2 separate regions of the Homo sapiens genome follow, and region 1 is linked to region 2. Evidence: read pairs that join two places in POLR2A ChIA-PET (ENCODE). Cell type or tissue: PC-9. All regions are shown on one strand. Each heading gives the region's core, and the rest is flanking DNA. Links, peaks and the distances in the headings are about the cores only.

Region 1 (4,398 bases), core at 326-4,325, 130 kb before region 2:
AATTAAAAAGATTAATTGGTTTTGGTAATGATGGACCAACACAGTGCAGGATAAGAAACATACAATTTTTTCACTGCAGTTTTCTTTTCTAGTTCAAAAGGTGCTTATTACTGCTCCTGACTATAATCCTAGTCCCTTTCATGTTTGACAGATTTATAGTTTACAGGGCCTTTATACCTACCTGCTCTGAGTAGTGTGGGAGATGGAAGAGGAATAAAGTGTGGGATAAAGTCTGAGTGTTTGATTCTAGTTCTGCTTTCCAAGAAAGAAATTCGTTTTCTCTACACCTCAGTTTCCTCATCTGTAAAAGTCGTAACACAAATCCCTCCTAGAGTGTATTCTTATGAGTCAATGAAATACAGGTAGAATGCTAACAAGAAGCTTAAACAATGTATATAATGGCCACTTGGAATTAATTTAGTGATTTAAAAATGCTTTTCAATGTTCTTCCCATTGATTTTATTTAGCCATCCAATAACCCTAAGCAGTAGAAGGAAAAGCACTTTTAGCCTCATTTTATGGATCAGGAATAAATAAAGCCTGGAGGAGTTACCAGATTTGTTAATGTGAACATTGGGCCCAGAGCTCAGAATTTAAATAGTTTTATAAATATTGAAGTGCTTTGGCACTAGAATTTAAATGAAGTTTAAAATCTTAATTGTTTTTGTTATTGTGGATGTAATTTGCTTGTTTCTAAAATGTACACATTGTAGAATATATGATTTAGAAAGTGGAAGTCCCCCTTAGTTCTCTCTTTAGAGATTTTAGAACCACTGTTAACAGGTTAATATGCTGGCTTGCAGACACTTTCCCTGCAAATAATAAAAGACTGTGGCGGGGTCGGGGTTGTATGTGTGTATAGTACTCACAGAGTAATGATTTTTGTACAGAAATGTGTTCTTAATAGTCATAATAGTTCCCCATCTTTTTATGCTTGACAACATACGAATATTTTTTCATGTCTGTATAAACATATGTCTAATTCTCTTCAGTGGCTATATAAGGCTACATTGTATTACATACTGATTGATGATATTTTATGAGCTATTTCTAATTTTTTGCCATTAAAATATCCCTGCAATGAGGGTCGTTTTATATACATCTCCAAGCATTCCTGGGTCTATTTTTGTGAATTGTATTTATTCAAGAATTAGTAGGTCAGGAAAATGCATGTTTAAAATTTTGTTAAGCTATCTCTAAATTGTCCTTCAACAGATTGCATCAATCTCCACTCCCACAAACAGTGCAGTAAATCTTTCTCCTTATGCTTTCCATCAACATCAGGTTTTTATAATTCACACACATCTAAATGAAACATTTCTGCTGCAGCACAAGACATTTGAAAAGACCAGAACTATCTAGCTGTCTGTCAGTGCCTGTCAGCAAACCAAGGGCAGGAAGCATAGAAGAGTAAATTAAAGCTGACAGGGCAGTGAGCACATGTTAAGCTAGAAATTGAGATATTTGGCCACCATTCTTATTCATTCATTCATATAACATTTGCTGAGGTCTGCAATGGGCCAGGCCCTGTTTAGGCCCTGGGAACACAGTGATGAGCAAGACAAAGTCCCTGGCTTCATAAGCTTACATTCTAGTGCAGGTGATCCATCAACAAATAAATTAGAACAGAATGTCAAGAATTGTTAAGACCTCTGGTAAGAAAGTGGGGAGAGAGATAAGGGTGGTAGGATGCAGGTAGGGAGGCTGCTTTAGACTGGGTGGTCATGGACTTCTTAAACAGAAACCCAGATGCAGGGTAGACTGAGCCCACTGGCCACCTGGGAGAGCCCATCCAGGTAGAGCTGGCAACAGCAGATGCAAAAGGCCTGAGAAAGGAGCCAGCTTGATGGGTTCCAGGAATAGCCCCAAAGCTGCACTGACTTTTGATTTACCGGAGAGGATAATTGGGCTACTTACTTTCTTTATAGAATGCCATGTTTGGGCAAATGAACTTGTGAAGCACTTAGATCTCTTTAGAAAAGTGATGTTATTAGCATAGGGTAGTATTTTAACCAGTAAAATCCATCAGCGAGTCTCTGCCAACACCCAGCAGGTGTGGCGTTTCACGCAACCCCTCTCCCTAGCTCAAGACTGTCCTTGTTGAAACTTATACCAGTGCAGAATAGACCCACTGCACCTCCAGCTTGGAAAAGTCTAGACCAACACACTTTCATGACTGGCAAGTCCTTCTTCTGCTGCTTTGCCTTGTAAGAACCCAGTTCATTAAATGTGTTTTAATACCATTGGAGAGAAGAAATCACAGTTGAAAAAAGAGGTTTGTTGGAAGGTGGTCACAAAGAGAAACTTTCACTTACCAAGCCTGGGAAGTTTCTTGGATGTCTAAGAATAGTACACTACTACCCCCTACTCAGGATTCCAGTATTGGCCTGAGAGCAGGAGATGAGGCATAGCTGTGTGGAGGGCAAAAGAGGACAGGAACAAAAGAAGAAATGGAGTTTTAAATGTGAAGGTGAAGACAGGAGTTAGATTTTCTGCAGGCCAGACCCTCCACAGGCGTTGCACTTGTGGCTCAGCCCTGTCCCCACCCCAGGCTTGATTGACTTTTAAGCAGCATGAAGACCAAGGCGGAAGCTCACTTTCTCTTCAGTACTTGGTCCTCCCCCTCTCAGACCTCATCTTTTAAGGGGAGGATTGAAATTGCCTTGACGGAATGCTTACAGGGACTGAAGCACTGCTTATTGGGTGGCTTTCATTTCCTGCAATCTAATTCTTCCATGTCTCAACATGTAGGGAATCTTTTTTTTTCTTCTTTGCTCTCCTCCAAGAGTCTTATGCAAGAGAGCTCAAACAAGAAAAACCTCCTTGTGAACAAAACAGCACCCCTGGAAGACTTTGAAATCCATGCCAAATGTGATCTTGAACTTGAAATTCAAACATAGGACTGTTATGATTATCTTCTACTTCTGAAAAGAACTCCCAAGTCTACCCTTATTTGCCTACATAAAGAAAAAATGTGCTTACTTGTAAGTACTTTAGCAGATAAATTTTTTCAGAAGACAATTTTTAAGAGTGCTATGAATAAGCAGACTGATGAAGTTTATAATTTGCACTAATACTTTTTATTTTATCAAAATGAAAACTAATCTACTTAAGTGCATTTCTTTTAAAACATCTTTTCAAACCTATAACTTATGGAGCTAAAGGCAATGTAAGGAAAATGATTTCTGCTCATTCATTTGCATGATTAAAATTCAGCTTGCATAACCATACGTTATAGGTTTGTTTCAAACCCTGGAAACCTTTTGGCTTTTGACCAGTGACTGAATTTCTTTTGTTTGGGACTCTAGAACTATAGCAAATGATTGATCCGATAGTGGTGGTTATGACTTATCTGGAAGGAACTGTGTGTTTCAATTTCTTGCCCTATACTTAAATGTAGAAGTCCATTCAATGTATTAACTATACTTCTGATTGCAAAAACAAGAACCAACTCACGTCAGCTTAAGTGAAAAAGGAGAGGAACACTAGTGTCTCATACAACCCAAGGGTGTGGAGATTACCATGCCTAAGGAACATCCTGGAACTAGGTGTTGGAAAGCCCTGTGTTATTCAGGAAATTCTTTCTCTTCACTTCTCATCTGAGTTTCTCTCCATGTGCTAATTTTATTCTTCCCCTACAAACTTTTTTTTTTCTGTCCTGCTTCTTCTGCTTATGTTGTACCGAACATGGCAGCCAGTAGCTCCTAAGTGTGTATATCAAGGTCTCTCTTTCTTTCTTTTGCAAATTTTCTGGGAATGGACTCTGCTGCTCCAGACTGGAATCATATGCCAACCCTTATATCATTCAAGTCTGGCCAGAGCTGGGGTCCAGGGAAGGACTTATGAGCAGACCACTCTGCCTCAGGTGCTTTGAAGCTAACAATTTTGGTCAGGAGTGAAATCACATTTGTCAGGAGCCTCACCTGTGTTACCGTATGAATGGAGGATATGTGTTTGTGTAGCCACACACGGGAGTTTGATTGAGAGGGGTGTGCAGGTAGAAGCAGTTACCATAGAAGAGGGAATCTTTGACTTGTAGATGTCTATTTTGTTTATTTATTTATTTTAGTTTTTCTGGTATAACATTGAATAGAAGGTGTCGATTTTAATCTCAAAACATGAAGTTGTAACATTAAATGACCTGAAAGTATAGACATAGAAGCTTGGAGACTGACAGGAACCACTGAGAATTTCCTAGACTCTCATGGGGGTTTCATTCACTTTTCTTTTCCTCCAAAGGACAAACTCCACAGCCTAATCCAGGGACTGTCCAGATTTTTAGTTGTAATGGGTTTTTTTGTTTCAAAATGTTTTTAATAATGAGTAAAGCAAACCTTAATTGTCATAAGGGGCCGTCGGTTGTCCTTGTAAACCTCTTAAGTAAATACAAATTTTCAT
Region 2 (4,398 bases), core at 94-4,093:
TTCCCGCTGAGCTCTGAATTTCCTTTCCTGGTTACTGTAAGGACAGAAAGTGGCCCTTTCTCCTTACTCGTCTGTGATGCTCTGTTTGATCGCTGTCTGCTAACTACGAGGTATCCTTAGGCAAGTTGCTTTTCCTCTCTGGGTTTCATTTTCTTAATTCTGAAGATTTCTTCTACTTCTTAAATGCTCAAATTCTTTATTAGAACTTAACTTTTAAAGCATAATAAAAATAATAGCTACATTTCTTAAGGACTATTTGGAATTAAGTACTACACTGAATCTTTTACATGGATTGTTGCTAACTCAATACTGCCCTGCAATATTAACTTTATTTTATGATAAGTCTTCTGAGCCACAGAGAAGCCAAGCAGCTCTCCCAAAGGGTAGGCCCCCATCATCTCTCCCTTGAACCCGCAGCAAAAGCCTCCTAATTGGTCTCCTTGCTCCCTCATTGGCATCACTACTTCCATTATCCACACTACGTTCAGAGTGATTGTGTTAAAAATGTATAGCAGATCAAGTCTCTACCCTGATGGCTTCCCCTCTCACTTAGCCGACTAAGGCTCAAACTCCCCACCACTTTTCTCCTTCATACTCTGTGGTAGTTAGAATAATAGCCTCCCCAAAATGTCCACATTCTAATCCCTGGAACCTGTTACTTTACATGGCAAAAGGGGCAGATTTGTTTAAATTAAGGAACTTGAGGTGGGGAGATTATCCTGGGTTATCTGGATGGGCCCAGTGTAGCCACAGGGGTCTTTCTGAGGAAAAGAAGAGGGCAGAGAGGGGGCAGTCACAGAAATTTGAAGCTGCAACACTGCTGGTTTTGATGATGGAGGAATGGGCCAAAGCCAAGGAATGCAGGTGGCTTGTAGATGCTAGGAAAGGCAAGAAAGGGGATTCTCCCTAGAGCCCCTGGAGGGAGTATGGCCCTGCTGACACCTTGAATTCAGCCCAGGGAAACCCATTTTGGACTTCTGATTTCCAGAACTGTAAGATAATAAATGTGTGTTATATTTAAATTTTTATTTATTTATTTATTTATTTATTTATTTATTTATTTATTTTGAGATAGAGTCTTGCTCTGTCACCCAGGCTGGAGTGCAGTGTCACGATCTCAGCTCATTGCAACCTCTACCTATCAGGTTCAAGCAATTCTCTGCCTCAGTCTCCCGAGTAGCTGGAATTACAGGCACACTCTACCACGCCCAGCTAATTTTTTTTTTTTTTTTTCTTCAGACGGAGTCTTGCTCTGTCGCCCAGGCTGGAGTGCAGTGGCGCAATCTCGGCTCACTGCAAGCTCCGTCTCCCAGGTTCACACCATTCGCCTGCCTCAGCCTCCCAAGTAGCTGGGACTACGGGCGCCCACCACCACACCTGGCTAATTTTTTGTATTTTTTAGTAGAGACAGGGTTTCACCGTGTTAGCCAGGATGGTCTTGATCTCCTGACCTCGTGATCCACCCGCCTCAGCCTCCCAAAGTGCTGGGATTACAGGCGTGAGCCACCGCGCCTGGCCACGCCCAGCTAATTTTTGTATTTGTAGTAGAAACAGGGTTTCACCATATTGGCCAGGCTGGTCTTGAACTCCTGACCTCATGATCCACCCACCTCGGCCTCCCAAAGGAGGAATAGATGCTGGGATTACAGGCGTGAGCCACCACTCCCTGCCCAAATGTGTGTTATCTTAAGCTACTAAGTTTCTGATGATTTGAGCAGCAATGGGAAACCACTACATACTCCCTCACTGATCTTCTCCCATGCCCTGAACACGCCAAGTTTGTTCTGGCTTCTGGGCCTTTGCCCTTGCTGTACCCTCTACCTGGAGTGCTCTGCCCTGAAATTTTATAATGACCACCCTACCTGAAGTATCCCACATGGTCGTCATTCTTTATCACACACCTTATTTTACTTTCTTCATACTATGATCACCACCTGAAGTTGCCTTGTTGGTTGATTTGTTTGTTTTCTCCCTGTAGCATTCAACAGAAAGTATAAGTTCCACCAGATAAGAATTTTATCTGTCTTTTTTGTTGCTGTATCCATGAGGCCTAGGGCACTATCTGTCACACAGTATCCTCTGTCTCAATGGAGGTGTACAGTAAGCGATTTGGGGGAAGGTAGGAACGGAAGTAGCAAAACATATGCACAAACTCGTGTCATTCTACTCCTAAACATTTATAAGATGGGCCCACTGTTAAGCCACCTCCCCTCACACTGTAGATGGTTTCTTCTAGAACCTTGCCAGATTTGGAAATGAGGGAGAAGAGACATAAACTCAGAGAAATAATCTTACCATGCCTTTCTTCCCACTGTTGGCTTTGTGAGTCACTATGGAAGACTTCCAAGATGGAACAAAATGGATTTGTTTCAAAGGTCCTTGTTGATTACAATACTCTGAGACCTTTCCAATATACAGAACTTCTTTACTGTATATACAGTAAATTCAGTATTTATATTCTACTTTTGTAATGGAAAATATGAATATCCATTTAGCTTCTTTCCAAGAGGACTGATACAAATAAGGAAATTCCAGTGATTCCTTACAAATGGATATCTCTTTTTCCCTCTTGTGTGAGGATTAGCAGCAATATTAATACCACACATTTACATAGGGTAACACGGTTCTCCTGAAACATGTATTTTAGGATTTGTTTGGAAAACATGGAAGTTAGTGCTTTACAGATGTCAATGAATCATCCTTAGTTATCTAAGAGAGCTAGAAAATGTCACTGGGGAGCCATGTTGGTTGACTCTAAGGCCTAGGCAGAAGCCTACAAAGGCGTTCCCCAATCCCATCACCACAGTGGTTCGTCTAAGTGAGTGGGTGGGGAGAAGGCGGAACAGCTCTGGCAAACCAAGCTTATATCACTCTTGCTGCTAGCTTTCCCAGGGAAGGAGTACTGTCTCTTTCTCAGTCCCTCCATCCATAATCCCACAACAGGAGCTCATCAGGTTATATGTCTGTCCATTAACCATTTGCTGAGGCCAGAAAGATGCAGTTCTCTGATTGGTCAAGACTACCTCTCACGATGCCCACTTCCAAATTTAGCATCAGAATTAACTACACTTAATTGCTTCAAGAAAAGCTAGAAGGGCCAAATGCAGTGACTTAGGCCTGTAATCCCAGCACTTCAGGAGGCCAAAGTGAGAGAATGGTTTGAGGCCAGGAGGTCAAGACCAGCCTCGGCAACATAGTTTCTTAAAAAAAAAAAAAAAAAGAGAGAAAGAAAAGAAAAAAGAAAAGAGAAGAAGAGCTGGAGAAAGGAGTTTCCTAAGGAAAAACAAAACTGGATTTGTTACCAGTAGGAGGAATAGATGCTGGGCAGGCAAAAAGCAACATATGTCCTTTGCCTTCCCCATTTGCTAAAGGTGGAGTTTCAGGCACCAAAACTCTTGAATAAGAGAGATATTTTTGAAGTGTGTGGTTGTTTTTTTTTTCCCAATCCTTAGATAACACTTCATTACCACCAGCCTACTTCACTTGCATTAAAGAGCCATCTGGTCTGCGTTTGACTATTCTATCCATGTTGCTTGCAGTTCTAGCTTAAATCCCTTGGCTTGTAAAGTCAGTTAGCAGCATTTAAATATGCTGAATTCTGGAAATGTTGGGATTATAAATAGTTCATCATATTTTAGAAATGCAAACAGCAGTTCTGAAAACTTAGCCTCTCAAAACCTTCAGCAGGGTTTACAGAGTTTCCTGTGTTATTTATTTTGTTTGTTTTGCTTTTTATGCATAGTTTTTTTAAAAAGACATTTTATTATCAACAATTAGTCTTACACTAAATAAATGATATAGCAAAACTTTTCTGTATAGATAAAAACTTCAAATGCTTATTTTTGCTTCTTAAGGCCATGCTTGTTTGAATAACTGAACGCATTTGTGTGTTTGATTTTCTAAACTAGGTTTTCAGGAAAGTGTGAAGGTGAATTTAAAGGTTTATTTCTTATAAAAATGAAAAGCAAAGATTATTAATCATATTGTTCTGATTTGGGTAGGTGTCTCATGTGTTGCCAATTTGGAACATAAAACTTAGACTCCTTTTATCATTTCCTGAGTTTTACTTTATAGAGCCTTTGCTTAATATTATTTTATGAACGTTATAGATGATTGGACAGGGCATTTTAGTTTATTTCACCAACTCCACTTTAGTTATGAAATACATTGTAATCTAAATATACTACAATCATGTCTTCCGGGTTTCGTCTGCCACCCACTTTTCCAGGTTCCTATTCCATGTTAGGAACTTTAGTAGGTGCATCTGTTGTTTTCCTTTGTCCTGCCTCCCTTTTACTTTGGAAACAGCACTAGTCCCTCAACTGCTCCTCCTTTACTCCATGTGGTTCTGGTGGGACTATCAAGTATGTTAATGCTGCCTCTGGCAGAGGATTTTAG

The links. Peaks named below come from ENCODE experiments on the same cell type or tissue, not always from the same donor. Only the 100,000 strongest peaks of a DNase experiment are listed, where the experiment ranks them.
Region 1: POLR2A ChIA-PET joins it to region 2 with 7 read pairs; 2 of 35 experiments call an interaction of 5 or more read pairs at or near these places.

Annotation. Positions count from the first base shown.
Region 1 is chr1:84,841,254-84,845,651 of GRCh38, reverse strand. All of the region lies in intron 2 of LPAR3 (lysophosphatidic acid receptor 3), which reads left to right. Among named protein-coding and RNA genes, the nearest start is that of LPAR3, 50 kb to the left of the region's middle. In PC-9, for the core only: no CTCF peak of the experiment used is centred there; a DNase peak (open chromatin) is centred at 2,791.
Region 2 is chr1:84,710,402-84,714,799 of GRCh38, reverse strand. No RefSeq gene overlaps it. Among named protein-coding and RNA genes, the nearest start is that of SSX2IP, 22 kb to the right of the region's middle. In PC-9, for the core only: no CTCF peak of the experiment used is centred there; no DNase peak of the experiment used is centred there.